2 separate regions of the Mus musculus genome follow, and region 1 is linked to region 2. Evidence: chromatin loops called from intact Hi-C (ENCODE). Cell type or tissue: left cerebral cortex. All regions are shown on one strand. Links, peaks and the distances in the headings refer to the core of each region. The heading gives the core; the rest is flanking DNA.

Region 1 (8,000 bases), core at 1-8,000, 80 kb after region 2:
CTCACCCCACCCCCAGTTCCCTGCAGTCCAGATGAGCTCTGGAGCATTGCTGCCACATGGCCCTATCTGTCACTCATCTCTGAGTCTTGATTTTTGCTGTCAGGACTGCTGGAAGTTCTGAGCATACAGGAAGCTGTTGGACCAGTAGCTGTCTCTTGAAAGAACTGTGCATGAGGGTCAGCTGAGCCCTGCAGAAGGGAGGCCAGGAAGTCCTGTTTCCAGGGAATTCCCACTTCTAGGAGCTGAGCTGTGCGCCCAGGAATTTCGTCCATGGCTTTACTGCAAGGCGTGTTGCTACCTGAGAAAGCGGCCCCTTGTTTGTGGAGGTGTTGAGCCCCGCCCGTGTTACCCCTGCTGGGAGCAGCATGCCCCAGCAGGTGAGCACCCAGGAGCACCCGCCAACACGTTTACGTTGGGCATCTTTGGGGCCGGGGTGGGTACCACATCCCTAGCCTCCGGGGCCCCAGGGCTGTTCCCTGCTTCTTCCTTCAGTCACAGTGGGGTCTCTGAGCACTCTGCCCTCTCAGGCATAAGCTGGGTAGCTTAGACTGTGGGAGGCAGCTTCCAGAACTCCTAAAGCAGGCATCTTTAGAGTCTTTGTGTAAGGCCCTCCCTCCCTGGAGCCTAGTAGCCACCTCCTATCCCTCTATACTGGAGAACACATATATCCTAGATGATGGGTGTCAGAATCATGTCTCTACGGAGTAACAGGCAGGATGGGGGACTATCCTCACCATGATGCAGGACCATTCTCTTCCCCAAGCCCCAGGCTCTCCTTCCACAGCATCTGCCTCAGTTCCCTTGCCTGTAAAATGGACACTTACAGGTGAACTGCTATTCTGAAACAGGCTCCTGAGCTGGCAGAGATCAGGGCTGGACAGGCAGAGCTCAGAGAAGTGGGCATCACCAGGATGATACCCTTACCCCCTGGGGCTGCCACTATAGAGAGTCTCACCCAGTTCCATGGGAGATCAGTGGGCTCTGACCAACCTTCCACCTCTACAGAGAGAGGGGAGAGTAAGGGCATAGTGCCTCCTGTCTCTTCAACCCTTGTTCACTAATGCCTAAAGTGGCCAGGCTTCTCCCTCCAAGTAGGGGTTAGCCTCACACTTTGCTTGGCTTCTAGAGTCCCTGGGCCTCTAGCATATGGCTCATCAGGTGCTAGTGGGAGGAAGGCTACACTGGAGACATGCTCAGCTGTCTGGTGCCTCTGCAGCCGACATGTGCCAACTCGGCTTGGGCTTTGCTCTTCCTTAATGTGCTTGCAGGGTTCCTCCAACAAGTCCCCGCCTGACGCTTTCCCAACCCTCTCGCCTTTGGGATCCTAGCACTTTGGTGGTCCAGTAGGGGAGGATGCTGAGGACAGAAGGCCTCGAGGGACTTCCTCGGGAACAGAGGCCTTCACTTGCCCTTTGCATGCTTCAGTCACCTTCCTCCAGTTCCTGGCACCACCAGGGCACGGCAGTGGTAGCCAGAGAGTGAGGCAGGAACAGAATCCCACAGCTACTGTGTCTTCTTGCCAAGAGGAGCTCCCAATAGGAGGCAAATTCCAAAGGCTGGCTGCTTGGTACCCCTCTTGGTCCCAGGAAAGAGCGCACAAGATGAGGAATAAAACCACTGTCTCCACTGGCCACATCTTCCTCTCCTAATATAAGGAGCCTGCCTTAGTACCCTTCATCCTGACCAGTCCAGAGATAGCTATAGAAACATGGGCCAATCAGAAAGATAGGGACAGCTCAGAGGCACATAGCAAACAAGTATGCTCAGACCAACATGAAGAAGCAGTGTTTCTGGGCAAAGGAAAAAGAGGGGTGGCCTCTCCACGGGGCCTCAAAATGTTGGACAATCTCTGAGGGCCGAGGCTTCCAAAGAACAAAGGTACCCCAGGAAAAACCAGAGAAAGAGAGATGCAAGTGAAAGAGGAAGTGGTCCCAGGGAACCACCTGGGTCCAGCCATGCCCGAAGCTCTTCCTACCGCTGGGTCCAATCATGCTTGAATCCATTCTTACCTAGGAATCGACAGTACCATGAGCTCATTGCATATTTTTCTTCCGACCCAAGGTGGGCTACCCAAAGCCCTGCTTCCTCGTTCCACCGGAGAAAAGCCAACCCGCATTTATCACCAACATCCAGTCTTTAGCGCAGCCCCGCTCACCATGCCTTGCAGGTGGAAGACATCCATGTTGGACTCCTCGCTGCCTGATGCCTCGCTAGTCCCTTGGCTGGGCTGGGGGAGGTCAAAGTAGGTGCTGTCTGGCTCTCTGTGGGGGTGGAGGGGAAGGACACTGGATGTTAGCATCTGCTCCAGAATCCGCTGTGCTCCCCTGGTTCAGGATATCAGGCTACCCCATGTGTGTGTGTCCATCCCAGGAGATAAGCCATATGTCCTTGGACTTCCGGAGTTTTCCAGCTCCCACAATCCCTGCCAGCCCTCGGCTTGCCCTTCAGGACTATTAGAAAATGCTTCATACACATGATCTCTGTGCCCACAGCCCTCTAGAGAACTGGCCAGAGGACAGACCATGACTGTGGGTCACATGCACACAGGACATGGCCCAAGGCAGCTGCTACCTCAGCAGACCCCTCTCCCAACCTATTTATTCCAAGCCAGCTAAGCCAACCAAACCCAGTGAGGCGGAGTTCTCCATACTCACAGAGAACTCCACAGGTGCTCGAAGGTGGAGGAGGAGGAAGAAGAGGTCTGGGCCATCTCCCCAACGCTGCCGCTCATTCTGGAAGAAGAGGGAGGACACTGAGAATTGGGGAATCCTGCCTTCCTCAGTACCAGGCGAGCCAAGTGGACGGCGGGGCTGCCTATGATGGTGCAAGGAGACCCCAGAGCTGTGCTAAGTCCTTCCACTCACGTTGCTTTCTCCCCCCCCCCTTGCCTCCCTTTTCCCTGTCTAGCTCCCCTTCTCTTCCTCCCTACCATCACCACTCCCAAGCAGCTCATTCTCTGGTCCAGGAGGTGAGACTGAGGCAAGCTTGGTTTTAGAGACGCCATTCCCGGATTCTGCTGCCAGAAAACGGGTAAGAAGGGCATGTGCCCTCACATTGGGTAGATGCTGTTGGAGAAGGGAATTTAGTCTTTGTGGTCTTGGGTCAGTTTTTTGAGAGAATGGGCCATGACTGCCGTCACCGTGTCCTAAACCTACAATGACGGCCAGGGTTAGGTCAAGCCAGGTCTTGGTTTGTGTATGTTGGAGGGGGAAGGCTGTGACTTGTCGCCAGGTCTTCGAGACAGCTCAAACTTCATCCGTTCCTCTTAGTAAGAGCGTGTGTAGGGCGCCCCCTGCTGGAACCATGCCTGTAATGCACAGTTATGCAGGTTACCGTGGGACTCAAGACCCTCTATGGTCCTCACCCTCCAAGGTCTAAGGCTAAAGTCCTAGGACTGCCCTGGAGTTGTCACCTGTGGATGGTCTCCTCAAAGGAGATAAAGGGGAGCAGGGTCACTCTAGCCCCAGCTAGTACCCACAACCGCTTTCCCCACGATTTCCTCAGCACAGCCTCCCACGCGGAGGCTCCGCCCACTCACAGTCACCCTGGAGGCGGGGCAGCGTAAGGGCGCTCAGGCACAGTAAATTGTGGGAGGGTGGGGCAGGGAAACCCCAGCCCACCTGCCCGCTGCCCATTAAGGAGCAGCCTCCCTGGGGCAGCCTTCTAAGCCCGCAAACCAGCTTGGCCCAGCTCTGCACTGCCAAGCAGACAGGTCCAGACTTGCCCAGGGCTGGCAGGGCAGATCTGTCGCTTTTGTCTGACCCCAGGCAGGAGGCTGCTCATAGTGGTTTGTGGCACGCATCTAGAGATGGCACGCGCCAGGCCATGGGTCCTCAGAGAAGTGGCACAAGCTGAGAGGGCCAGTAAAAGGGGACCAGCTGAGCACAGGTAGAGAGTGGGGTGGGGGCTCAGTCAGCAAGGGAGGATGACACAGGACAAGTACCCTGTACATATCGCAGTCCTGCCCTACTCAGAAGACAGGCTCAGAGGCCTTACATGCCTTGCCCAAGGTCACACAACTATAATAAGCACAGGAATTAACATAATTTATGCTCTTCTCCAGTAATAAGGATTAATTTTTCCCACCTCCCATTTATCACAGTCATGAAGGTTTTGACAAGCCATTGGCCAACCAGCATGGAAGGTGGACAGAGCTGCCTTCACCAGCTCCGGGGGAATGGTACTTTCTGGTGAGGAGCCATTGGTCAGGGAGGTATCTCTTCGCAGTCAGAGTGGGCTGGTCAGCTGGGCCAGGCTGGTGGACACCCTGAGACCCAAGAGGACATGCTTAGAAGTCCTACCCCAGGGACCACTTGGTCCTCTTCTCCCTTTTACAAGGACTACGCCAAGCTCAGAAAGGGAAAGGACATGGCTCATGTCACACAGTGAATGGACTCCAGGCCCCTTCGCAGTGACATTATTCACTTTAGCCAGACAGGGTGAGAGACTGGGAACACATCAGAAGAGGAACTGCCAGATACAATATGACCCGGACATGTTAGGTGACATTTGACTGTGACCAGGAACGAACTGCTGATTCAAAACAGCACAGTGTAGACGGACTGTGAAGACCGTGCTGAACCACCTAGTGTCCGAGCAACATGTACTGAACAGGAAATCCGAACAGGGAGGCAAAGGCAGGTTGGGGGTGCCAGCCTGAGGTGCTACGGCAGCGAGCAAGGGCTCATGGGGCCAGGGTTTCTCCTGGGGATTTAAGACGCTGGAAGTCGCTGAGCTTCAAGCTTCAAAATGTTGTTTGGAAGACAGCAGTGGTGCACACGTGCAGTCCCTGCTGTGACAAGGCTGAGGCAAGCTCATCAGATCAAGGTCAGTCAAAAACAACAACAATAATACTTTTAGAATAAAATGCTAGTTATATGTTAGGAGAATTTCAGGGCATTCCTTAAATTTTTACTTAATTACATTGGTCGATTGATTGATTGATTGATTGATTGATTGTGAGGAGTGGATTCTTTCTTTCCAGTACATGGGGTTCAGGGATTGAACTCAGGTCATCAGGCTTGGCAGCAATCACCCTTACCCACTGAGCCATTTCACTGGCCCACATTTTTTTTTAATTAAAAAAAAAAAAAGGGAAAGACATTTGTGGCAGGCAGCACCTGGAATGAATGTCAGTCCTGCTGTGACCACACTGTCTGAGATGGTCTCCCAAATTCCTTTGCCACACCCACTGATGTTCTCAGGATAGGAATGAGCACTTTGAGACCCCCTGTTAGGCTGAGGACTCCAAGTGTATGTTCCTGGAAGATTCCCATCATAGATGTAGCCTTGGAAGTTGTCAGCAAGAGCCTTGGATTGGATGGGATCTGGGTATCACAGTACAGATTGTACCAGGAGTACTCTGCTGGTAACTCTACCTGCCACACCTTACCCCACCTGTTGACACCCATGCTGGCTTGCCTTCCCAATTCCAGAAACGGCATATCTGAAGGTGGACAGCCTACTGAGAAAGCAAGGGAGGATTTGGGTCCCTCTTCACCCCTTGTGTCCACATGGCCAGCTCAAGCAGAGGGAAGAAAAAAATGGCAGGTGCCCAGTGCCTGGAAATAGAGCGGGAGGTGGGAAAGGGGCTACCTGCAGGCAGCAGACTTCCAGGAGCTTGGCAGAGTTTGCAGCTCTGCCCCAAGACCCCTTGCCAAGTCCTCTGCTTTCCACACCTCCTGCCTACCAGGTCCTCCTGCACCCACACAAGGAAGGAGCATCCAACCAAACCTCTCATGCTGAAGATCAAATTCTGACCTGCTTGCCAGGGACACAGGCCCCTGCTCACCCTCCTATCTTGCCCCTCACTGGTTGCTAGAGTCCTAACAGTCTTAATGGGAGGCACATGGGCCACCTGCTAGTGTTTGGCTCTGTACTTCTAGTCCTTCAGCTGGGACATGCCTCCTTGCCCACGTCCTTAAATGGTCCTTACTAGCATCTAGCTCTGAACTCATGGAGCACCACAGCCTCACGGAAGCCACCACTATCACCCAGCCCTGTCACCCTCCCCCCATTTTCTACAAAATTCCTGCAGCTGGTAACCCAACCTTACTATATTATAAACTTATAGTCTCTCTCTTCAGAGAGACAGAAAGGGAAAGAGGGAGGGAGGAAGGGAGGGAGGGGCACAGAGAGACAGAGAGATAATTGAAGAGTCAGAGCCAGAGTCAGGGGCAGGGATAGGATAGTTGGATGGATGGATGGATAGATAGATAGATAGATAGATAGATAGATAGATAGATAGATAGATAGATAGATAGATTATAGAGAGACAGACATATGACAGTCAGAGGCAGGGGCAGAGGCAAGATAAATGAATGGATAGATAGACTGATAGATGGTAGATAGATAGATGATAGATTGATAGATTATTGCTAGATGGTAGATAGATGATAGGTACATACATATATACATAGATGATAGATACATAGATAGATACATGGATGATAGATACATAGATGATAGACTGATAGACGATAGATTGATAGATTATAGATAGATAGATGATAGATACATACAAACATAGATGATAGATAGATATATAGATGTAGATAGATAGGTAGATAGATGATAGATTGATAGATGCATGGCAAGCTCTTTACTGAGCCCTTTCTATAGGTCCCACACACTCCTCTAGCTAAGAGATGTGTCCACCAGAGGAGCGATCCCCAGACACCGCAGGAACAGATTACATAAGCACGGAAAGTGATTTAAAACATCAAGTCATGATGGCAAAGAGGCCAGTTTTGAGAAACTACTTGTCCTCTGGAAAGTACAAAAAAAAATCAGTGTTGGGAAGCACAGATATAGAAAATAATCACGTTGTGCGTGTGTGCATGCCTGTGAGTGCAGATGCTCAACTCAGAGGTCAGAGGACAGCTTCCGGGAGTCAGTTTTCTCCTCCTACTCTGTAAGTCCCAGGGATCAAACTCGAGTTTTCAGAACTGGTAGCAAGCACCTTCACCCACTGAGCCATCTCACTGGCTCTGAGATTGTAGTTTTTACTGAAGACTTGAGTTTTCCTAGAGAGAACACGCATCCCGTGGTGTGAGGAGAGGCATAGAAGGCCCAGAATCGGCAGAGGGAGACTTTAGGGAGAAGCACCAACCAAGGAGGGCTGGCCCCGCCTGGCCCGCCGTGTCAGAAGCTCTGTCAGCAGCCAGGTCACAGGCTGTGGGCATGGCAGGGATCTGGGCTGTCTCTGGCCCTGCCCTAGCCTTGCCTCCAGCTCCGTCAAAGCCTCAGATGAGCCTCCTCCTTTGCTGAGCTGGATCTCCTCCAGGCCTGGCAGTGCCTGCATCATGAAACAGGACCACAGCAAGCTGACAAAGATGGTCTGTGCCAAACTCAGACCTCAGCACCTGCTACCCGCCCCCCCCCCCCAAGGAGTCCCAACAAGCATGAGAGTCAGGGGTACAGCAGCCAGACCTGTGGTGCCAGGATATGCGGAGGAGAATAAGGCTGTAAACGGAAAGCCACACACACGGATAGCACATGCTCACTGAGCCAACGGCACGGCTCCTCCACTGAGCCAACACCGAGCCAATGACAGGCCTCCTCACTGGAGGACACAGCTCCTCACTGAGCCAACGGCGGGCGCGGCTCCTCCACGGAGCTCCGGCAGCTCTGACTGGACTTGAGCCCATGGATATTTACATCTGCTGGGAACAATTCCATCCTCAAAACTGGGTGGTGGAAGGCCCCGTGGGCCTCCACGGAGAGAGAGAGCCCAGGGATGCTAACCAGACTCCTGGCAGGACTTCTGGGCCCACGCAGCAGCCTAGATGGGCTCCCCCAACTAGTTCAGAGATGAGTAAACTGTGTTTGAGACCCAAGGGGCTTGCCCAAGTAATTCAGCTAGGGCTTGCACCAGAGCAGGTTTGCCGGGGATGTCCTCTATCCTCTGGCCCCTAAGGAAGTCTCCGACTCTCCCATTACCTCACCCTGCACGTGGCCGCGAGTCTCAACTTCCCAGCAAGAGCTACCAACCTTCGAAC
Region 2 (8,874 bases), core at 875-8,874:
TCCATGTCAGCGTGTCCCACTATTCATGTCCCATCTCTGTGCATCCTGACTGCGCACATCCCATCTCCGCATGTGTACGCATCTGTACCAGCACACAGCTGCCATCCCTCGAGCCACAGTGCCTGGTCCTAAGGACCCAGCAGCTGCACAGAGGACTTGGTGGCCCCGTGCCTTGCCATCTGGCTGAGAAGAGAACCAGACCCTCAGCCTTCCCCCTCGACACCTTCTCGTTGGTGACCTCTGACCTTAAAGGACCATTTCTACCTTCTGTAAAAGAACACCTGTTTGGGGTTGCGTGCGGCTTTCATCCTAAGGCCGTGCGAGAGCCGTTAGCTGTCAGAACTAGTGAAGCTCCAGGCTCCTCGTGGCAGACCCTGGACAACGCTGGTAGCTGTTCTCCATGAGACACGGCTGCTCACAGGTCCCTTTGAGTGGCTGTGGCAAGTACTCACCTACTAAGTGTTTAGGGTGGAGCTATCCTGTGCTCACCCTGTCTCCCCCCAGTTCCTGCTGTTCCCTCCAGCCCAGCCCAGCCCAGGTGTGAGATTCATTGAGATTTTTGAAACTGTTTTTACAGATTCAAGCAGAACGCCTCTTTGTTCTAATAAAAACCCTTGGTAACGACATCTCTGCATCAGCAGCCTTAGCACATGCGTCTCCCAGGACAGTGTTGCAGTTCACCAGTCCTCAGGTGTAGCAGACATCATACATGGGAGAGCAGCCCGAACCCCCACCAGGGTAGGGTGTCCATGACCATGGGGCTCACTGAGCAGCTCCGCAAGATTACTGGGCAGCTGCCAGGAGTGGGCTGGGAGCACCTGACCCAGTGTGGAGTGCAGAATGTGGCTGGAAGCCCGCCTCACTGTCAGCCCGGGACTACAGGAGACGCCTGAGGACAGTGCTCCCGTTCCTTTCCTTCCACATGGTGCCTCCTGCATCAAATACTACTCCTTCCTGTCACCTCTCTACTGCACCCATGTCCCTGGCTCAGCCATGTCTGCCCTGTCTTGCTACACACCTGCTCCAAAGATGACCTCTTGACAAGAGCTCCACTAGGCCTTAGGGGGTCCTTCACTGGGACTTCCTCCCGATGCCCGCCTTGCGATGCCCGCCTTGCGGCAGCTCAGGACTGGGGGGTGCGGGTGAGGTGGAGAACACACCACCGTCTTACCTCATTTGGAGCCTGTGAGTGGAGGGGTGGGGGTGGAGTTGTCTGTTAGACTTGGGGTCTAGACTTGTACTACAGAGGTCCAGGTCAGTTGGAGTAGCTCTACTGCAATCTCCCACACAAGGACCACTGAAGCTTAGGTCGGGCCTAACCAGGAGCCTCTTAGGATGAGGAGGCCAGCCATACCAGCCTCGCTGGCCAGGGAGAAGCAGGGGTTGGCTTCTGGCCTCCTTCCTTTGGCCACTGATAGCAGCAGCCCCTGTGCCTGCCACCCTCTCAGGTCAGTGTGCAGACCTCACAGTTTTCTAGCCACAGCCCGCCAGCCTTGCGCCAATTCACAGCATACTGGGAACAAGGTGTGGTCCAGAGAAGTTCTACATGGGCCACTGGAGAGGGGACCAAAGTCCCCATCGAGTCACAGTGCCCTTGTTCAGCGTCATGTCCTCACATGGTCCAGTAAGGAGGGAACAGGTCCAGCCACATCCTGACCCTTGGGTCTCTGTGTTCTTGGGAGAAGGCCCAGTCAGGAGGGGCACATTCCAAGACAGAGCCAAACAGGAGGAGCTGTGGAGGAGGGTCAGGCCTGGAACAAGTCATGCCTGGCTGGGCAGTGCTAGTGGAGAGAGTCTGTCACCCACTGTTCCTTCAGCAGTGATTTGTCTACAGTCTCTAAGGAGTGGGGGCTGGTGGGGAGGCAGCCGGTAGGGCACACAGCTTCTCTCCGGGCCATCCCTGAGGTGGTAAGCCCCTGTGCCCTGCACAGAAAGATTTGAGGCCCTGTCTGTGTGCCCTGGAAAAAATAGGAGCCACAGTCGTTATTCAGGGCCCATCCTGCACAACCAGGAATCTGGAAGGCCAAAAGACCAGGAGCCCTGCCCACAGGGAGAAGCTCACCCCTGAGGGCTGCCAAGCACCCCCCTGCACAGACCATCACTCATTCCAACCTCAGCTAGGGACGGGCCTAGGCTGGGGAAGATGGAGCACTGGCCAAAGGAATCGGGGCACAAAGCCCAACCTGGGGGTGGGGGGTGGGGGTGGTTCCCTGCTGCTCAGCTGGAGCTTAGCCTAGTCTCCAGCCTGTGTGACTCTCGCTGGTGGCTGCCTGGGCTGGGGTTTCAGTCTTGGGTCTACCCTGTGTACTGGAGATGGGGAGCCATGTTGACAGTGCACACTGGCATCTTCATATGCCCTGGGGTCTGTATGGAGGAGTGTCTGCACAAATGGCCTGTGTACATGGGAGGGAATCCCCAGGGCTGGGAGTGGGGCAGCATTTATTTGCACTTGTGCACGTAGTAGCCAGTGATGTAACCCAGGATGAAGATGATCCAGAAGAGGGCCACTCCACCCAGCACCTTCATGGCTATCCCCAGCTTGCCAGAGCACAGCTTCTGGGAGATCCTAGAATAAGAACAGCCAGTGAGCCCACACCAACGATACGGGGAGGTTCCCGAGTGGGCATGGGTGGGGAAGCGGCGGGCTAGATCGGGAAAAGATGGGCAGAGGTTAGACCTGAGTGCTATGCTATAGGTGGGAGTTACCTATCTGCTCAAAGGTGCCGTGGGCACCTGGACGGGCTGGGCTTGAACAAAGCTGGTCAGGTCAGTGGGAGCTGCTGGCCTGTTGGAACTGTACCTCCTATAGCATGAGGCTTCTTCCGAGCTGGACATGGCGGTCATGCTGACTTCATCCCGGCTGCTGCTGTCCCACCTGCTGTAGTGAACACCACTCTCCTGGGACTGCATGCTGTAGGCCTGGGGTGGAGCTACCACATTCAGGGAGGAGATAAGGCAGGTATCAGGCCAGACTCACAGAAGCTGCTGGTTGGGGAGGGTCTGCCTGGAAGGAGGGGAAGGGATTTGCCAATGATAACCAGAAACTAGCTCAGGGTCACATCAGAAGAACCTGATAAGGAATTCCAGCCCAGGGAGGCAGGGTGGTGGCCAGCCCTGACCCTCGGGAATGTAAGTAAGCCTCTGCATTTACAACTGGGGCCTCTGAGGGGCTCTCCTACCTCCTATTTATCAGGGGAGACAGCCAGTGCAGCCTTCAGAGACCAGGAAAGTGTAGCTGCCAACAACCTGATAACCGTCTTCCTCCCCAGCCCTACAGATAAGGCCTGGAGCTGCTCTCCAGAGAGGCTGGCAAGGGGAGGGATGAGCAGTGGCTGGTGTCTGGTACGGCCAGCCCAGCCAGCCAGGGAGGAGGCCCCGCAGCAGCTGTCCTCAGCCCCTCCTCCACCTGCTGCTTCTGAGAGGAGTCAGGCAGGGCTTCTGTGGGTGCGGGGGCTCCAGAGGGCTGTAGATGGGCAGGAAATAAAGACACACGAGTGCCCAGAACAGAAAGGTTCCTAGCACCAAACCATCCCTGACTCCCCCAGGGCCAGCCACCCCAGGAAAAGGACAGACACAGTGACATCACTGCCATGCATGGTTGCTCCGACCTACTGCCAACAGGCTTATAGTGGACACTAGCATGTCATTTACCCTCTGACCTCTCCTGTTACCTCGTGTTTACCTAAAGGGAGCAGGGCACATACTAGAAGTACAGGCCGTGAGATACGGATAAAGTTAGGTACTGGGTACCCAATGTTCCCTTGTGGCACCCAGCTCCAGGACCCGGACCCTGTCTCCCAGCAGCGGGGGCACTGGGGATACAGCCCGTCCTACATAACCCTGTGTACCTGAAGGTACAGCAGGCCACTGGGCTGCAGGAAATGGGCTGAGGTTCTGGGCTCCAGAACCTCAGGACGCTCGGCTGAATGGGAAGAGGAAGGGCACCATCTTAACAGCCGCGCGTGTCTTCTGGTGGAGCCTCTGACTGACAGCCTGAGGTGACAGAGTGTTGCTGGAGTGTGGGCGGGCTGTTGTTTCAGAAAGAATCTGCCAGCTGCTTGCACAGGGCTGTCCCTTCCTCCTGTGGCAGCCACATTAGGCTGAGACAGGTTAAAGATCCCAATCCCCCCTTTACCGTGTCACCAGTTGTGGGCAAAGTGCTCTCTACAGTGGAATGTGGGGAGAGGGGACTTTTGCTTTCCCCAAATTAAGAGTAGCCACCTCTTTCCTGCCTGTGTGATGGCTGGAGCTGCTACACCCACATATGCAGTCTAGATATCCATGCAACACTCGCCTCAATAGGGCTATCTAAATCTACAGCAAAACCTGCCCACTTGTAGACTTTGGGGTGTGAAGAGAGTCTCCCCAGTTTGTTCAAGCCTGAGGTGGTAGGATCCTGTTATTTGCAGACTATCTTTGGCTGGACAGGCCGCCAGATAGCAGTGAGCTCTTTGGGCCAGGCTAGTCTAGGCTTCCTTCGTGGTAATCTGTCATAGACGCAGTCGGAAGGGCCTACAAGGCCCTTTCAAACACAGAGTGTCCCCTGGAGGGAATCCAACATGCAGCTGCTCATTAAACCGGTTTGCCCACGGAGCACCTCTGAGACCCCAACTTACAAAGGCGCGTCGGAAGCCTCCGGTGCTCAGGAAGGCTGTCAGGGTCTGTTCAATGGATCCCACCTTTCCCCAGCAGGGCAAACCAATTATGCTGAGAGGTAAGGTTGGTGCTTCGAGCCTTAAATAAAGAAAACAGTGGCGAGGAGAGGAGCAGTCAGCTAGAGGAAAGGAAGAAACTGGCCCCAAGGGTGATCCCTCCACCCCACCCCCACCCCAGGAGCTGAGCCGGCAGTTCCAGGCCTGACAGCCTTGGGTGGTTAGGCCTCCCTAACCCTTCCCAGTCCGGAATTCTCCGGCCAGGGAAGCTCTGGCCCCGGAGGACAGGGAATGGTGGGGCGTGCTGCCAGGCCCACCTCCTTGGGCTGTGCGGGAGGGAAGCCGCGGTCTCTACCGAGTGCGACTCACCTGTGCCTCTTGCAAGGGCCGCCCGCACGCCAGGGAGGCTTCTCCAGCCCCCTGGGGTGACGGGGGCGGGGCCGAGGCCGGGGAGAGGGCAGGGTCTGAAGGGCGGGGCCAAGGGAGAGAGGCCAGCCTGGGAAGCCTGCAGTCACAGTCGCCAAGGAAGTCTAGTCTAGATGAGGAGGGGCGGACCCCCCTCGGACTTTTCCCAGCCTGCTGCAGAACCGTACAAGCCATCCCAGACGCCTGCAGAGGGCGCCAGGTCCTTCCCAGCCTCGCAGAGTCGGACTGGAGCTCAGGCTCAGTTCCGTGCTCCCAGGTAGAGCCTGGGCACTCTCCAGATGGAAGACAGAGATGGCCCCTTTGAACTGGTGGCACCCAGTGCAGGGGAGCTGCAGTAGCAGAAGAGCGGGTGCGCAAGATGTGGATGAAGAGCCAGCAGGTGAGTGAGCGCTCTACTGAGCAGAACACGTGGTACAGACTTCATGACCCACAGACCGCAGGAGCCCAAGGATTGGGAAGATGTCCTCTGTAGCTCTACTGCCTCCTGCCTCCCACCCTTTCTCCATCTTCCAAAGGGGCCCCGGTAGCAAGAGCATGCCCCAGCAGAAGTTTGGATCAGAAGGAGCATGGGGGCACCCAGCCTCTGACCCAGAGGAGGGTGCAGTGGGAGGGGACATGACCTGGGTGGTTCAGGTGCAGAGAATGAGGTCCTGTAGGTACCAGAGAGATGAGACGGTGGCCAACTCTAAGGTTTAATTATCTATCACAGAACTAGCCACATAGACTGGCTTTGCCAGCAGGGTCCTGGTCTCAGCTGGGCATGCTGTATCACTTGGATGCCATCTTCTTGATCTTGCTAGGCAGGGAGACATCTGACTGCTGTAGTGGGGGCACCTTCACGCCCTTTTGCTTCAGCTGACTGTAGAAGTCACTCCTCTCCGAGATGATCCTCTGAACAAGAAACATAGTCAGTGGGTGCTTTCTCAGCTCTGCAAGGAGGTCTCCCACCCCCACCCCAGGACTTGCTGCAGCAGGCAAGAGCAAACCCATATCAAAACAAAGGCAGAGATCTCTGCCTCTGAAGTGTGTGTCCCTGCCGGAGCTGTGATGCCACAGGAGGCAGGGTGGAAAGTGACAATGTGCTTGTCCCAGGAGTAGGCTTGTGTCTAACCTTCACTATAAACCCACCCCTTTGGTCAACACGGCACTGAAGGGAATATGCCTTAGATGCCTACAGACCAGAAAGCTGTCTGATCTCGTGCAGAAGGGCCATCTGGTCCCTCCCCAGCTCTGTCCTCACTCCTAGCAGAAAGAGTTATGGGACCTCAGGCATCTACTCTGCCCTGTCCCACTTCCCTCCCCACCAGCAGACACAGGCCATAGTCCTGTCCCCAGGGTCCTACTCCTCAGAGGTAGCAGTGACTCAGGCTCACTCCCCATGAGCTACAGGGAAATGCCAGAATGTTGGGCTCACAGGGCAATATAACAGAAGGCCTAGACCTTGGGAACAGATTGGCTGCTAGTGAGATGCGACCCTATGTCACATGTGGCCGCAACCAGAGCAGCCTGGTACCTCAGTGATCCCCAGGACTCTGGTGCCCAATACCTTCAGAGTAGGCATGCCTATCCCTTTAAAAAAAAAAACCCTACAGTGTAGAGAAATGCACAGCCCTAGGATTAGCCCCAAGGGCTGGTGGACAGTGCTGCAGCCCCAGACCTGTCTAAAGTTTCTGCCTTGGGGGTCCATAGGAGTTGGCAAGGCTGAGGCCAAGAGGGAGGAGTCTGTGCCAGGACTCTGGCCCAGCAGCTTCTATAGAGAAGGCTCCACCAAGGAAGCTGAGCTGGCCAGACAACTTCCAGAATACAGGCAGCCAGTCCCTCTCCCTGTGCAGGGATGAGGGTTAGGGTAGCTGAGTGCCCCTCCTCCATGAGGCTGTATCTCAGGTTCTACAACTCCATGCTACAGCTATCCCCAGGGATAGCCTGGTCTCAAGGACTGTCCTGGGGTTACAGTGCATGGAAGGCATAGGCAGAATGAGAGCTGGGTTTCCATGAGTCCAAGCCTCTCCTCTTCCCTCAGCCTCAGGTGGCGAACACAGCTTGACTCCCCTCACCTGCAGGGATTCCAGGATGTAGCTATCAGAGAGTTCCATGGACAAGTTCTTGTTCCCACTGACACTGAAGACAGCCTGGATGATCTTATTCCTTAGCTTCTCATACTGTGAACAAAGGTGAAAGGCACCCCGCTGCTACCGAGAACGATGCCTGGCCCTGCTACAGTAAGCCTGCAGGCCAGGAAAGTATTTCTTGCTTCTGCGTGTCATGGCTGGAAGTGGTACTTGCCCAAGAGTTAGAATATTCTGGATCGAAGCCCAGTTCCTTGGGTGGCCCCACACCGAAGCACAAAAGCTTTAGCATACCAACTTGCTTATTTTTATGTTCTTAAACTAAAAAAGTGTGTTTACATGCGCCACACACACACACACACACACACACACACACACACACACAGAGTGGAAATGAGGGCCTCTTACATGCTAATGAGGGAAGCTCTCCACCACTGAGATATATTCCCAGCCCTGTACATGGCTGTAAAATATCACCACAGCTAGAGCAATGGCTCCATGACTAAGAGCACATGCTGCTCTTGCAGAGGACTTGAGTTCTGTCCCCAGCACCTAACAGGAATCACTGCTGCCAGTATCTCCAACTCCAGGAGACCTGATGCTCTCTTCTGGCTTTTGAAGGCATATACACACAGACTCAAAATACTGTAAAAAAAAAATAATAAAAGTGGTATACACTTCAGTTTCTAGATGCCACTGAAGACCTCAGCCTCTTTTTGTTTGTTTGTTTGTTTGTTTTGCTTAGTTTTATATGTATGGGAGTTTTGCCTGAGTGCTGTCTGTACACCAAATGCATGCAATGCTCATAGAGGCCAGAAGAGGGCATCAGATCCCATGGGACTGAAGTTATTTGGTAATTGTGAAGTAACTGCCTGTGTGGGTGCTGGGAATTGAACCCATGTACTCTGGAAGAGCAGCCAGTGCTCTTAATGGCTGAGCTAACACTCCAGCCCCATCTCAGCCTCTTTAACAATTTGCCCCATCCCTTCTCTAGAAACTATCAATTGTTTAGACAAATCTCTTTCATCTATTACACACCTACACACACACACACACATGCACGCACACACACACCATCCATTAAACCTTGACAGTAAAAAAGTAGCCAGTGAGATAGCGCATCAGGTAAAGGTACTTGCTATTGTGACTGATGGATGACCTGAGTTCAATATTTGAGACCTACATAGTGGAAGGAGGAAACCAACTCCTAAAAATTAGCCTCTGACCTACACACATCCACGTGCTCAAGTGTGCGTATACACAAGAGAAAGGAGGAGACAGACAGAGATTAAGGAAACATGTGATACAAATTTTAAAATATAATAAGGACTGGATTCCAAGCCCGGCGTGGTAGCGCATGCCTTTGATCCCAACACTTGGGAGGCAGAGACAGGCGGATTTCTGAGTTCAAAGCCAGCCTGGTCTACAAAGTGAGTTCCAGGATAGCCAGGGCTATACAGAGAAACCCTGTCTCGAAAAACCAAAAACCAAACAACAAAACTGGATTCCATTCTGGTAAAGTACTTGCTTAGCGTGCACAACACCCCAGGTCTCACCTATGACAAAAGAAAATTAGAAACCAAATCTAATAAAAATGATACAGGGTGTACAGGACCCCTAAAGCCTGCTTTCTCCTCCCCACTCAGCACCTTCCCCCGGCCCACCAGGACACTCTCCAGGAAGCCGGGAGGTGGTTCTGAGTGCTCTGATCCTGACTGTGGGCATATGAC

What was found. Hi-C counts contacts between places; a loop is a spot of excess contacts. Peaks named below come from ENCODE experiments on the same cell type or tissue, not always from the same donor. Only the 100,000 strongest peaks of a DNase experiment are listed, where the experiment ranks them.
Region 1: a loop joins it to region 2, with 4 times the contacts of the local background. A loop is called at or near these places in 3 of 42 quality-filtered maps.

The regions. Positions count from the first base shown.
Region 1 is chr4:154,102,165-154,110,164 of GRCm38, forward strand. Trp73 (transformation related protein 73) reads right to left here. Exons shown (of 14, transcript NM_011642.4): 2 at 2,655-2,732; 3 at 2,156-2,261. The coding sequence starts at 2,710. Among named protein-coding and RNA genes, the nearest start is that of Gm26036, 28 kb to the right of the region's middle. In left cerebral cortex, for the core only: a CTCF peak has its summit at 3,299 (motif pointing left); DNase peaks (open chromatin) are centred at 1,189, 3,291 and 7,574.
Region 2 is chr4:154,020,888-154,029,761 of GRCm38, forward strand. Smim1 (small integral membrane protein 1) reads right to left here and starts at 5,157. Exons shown (of 4, transcript NM_001163721.1): 1 at 5,022-5,157; 2 at 4,617-4,734; 3 at 2,801-3,004; 4 at 1-2,566. The coding sequence starts at 2,910. The coding sequence ends at 2,440. Ccdc27 (coiled-coil domain containing 27) reads right to left here. Exons shown (of 12, transcript NM_001033455.2): 11 at 7,133-7,237; 12 at 5,757-5,969. The coding sequence ends at 5,847. Lrrc47 (leucine rich repeat containing 47) reads left to right here. Exons shown (of 7, transcript NM_201226.1): 7 at 1-625. In left cerebral cortex, for the core only: CTCF peaks have their summits at 5,258 (motif pointing right) and 7,969 (motif pointing right); DNase peaks (open chromatin) are centred at 1,778, 2,184, 3,398, 4,041 and 2 more places; H3K4me3 peaks cover 1,228 bases; H3K27ac peaks cover 4,651 bases.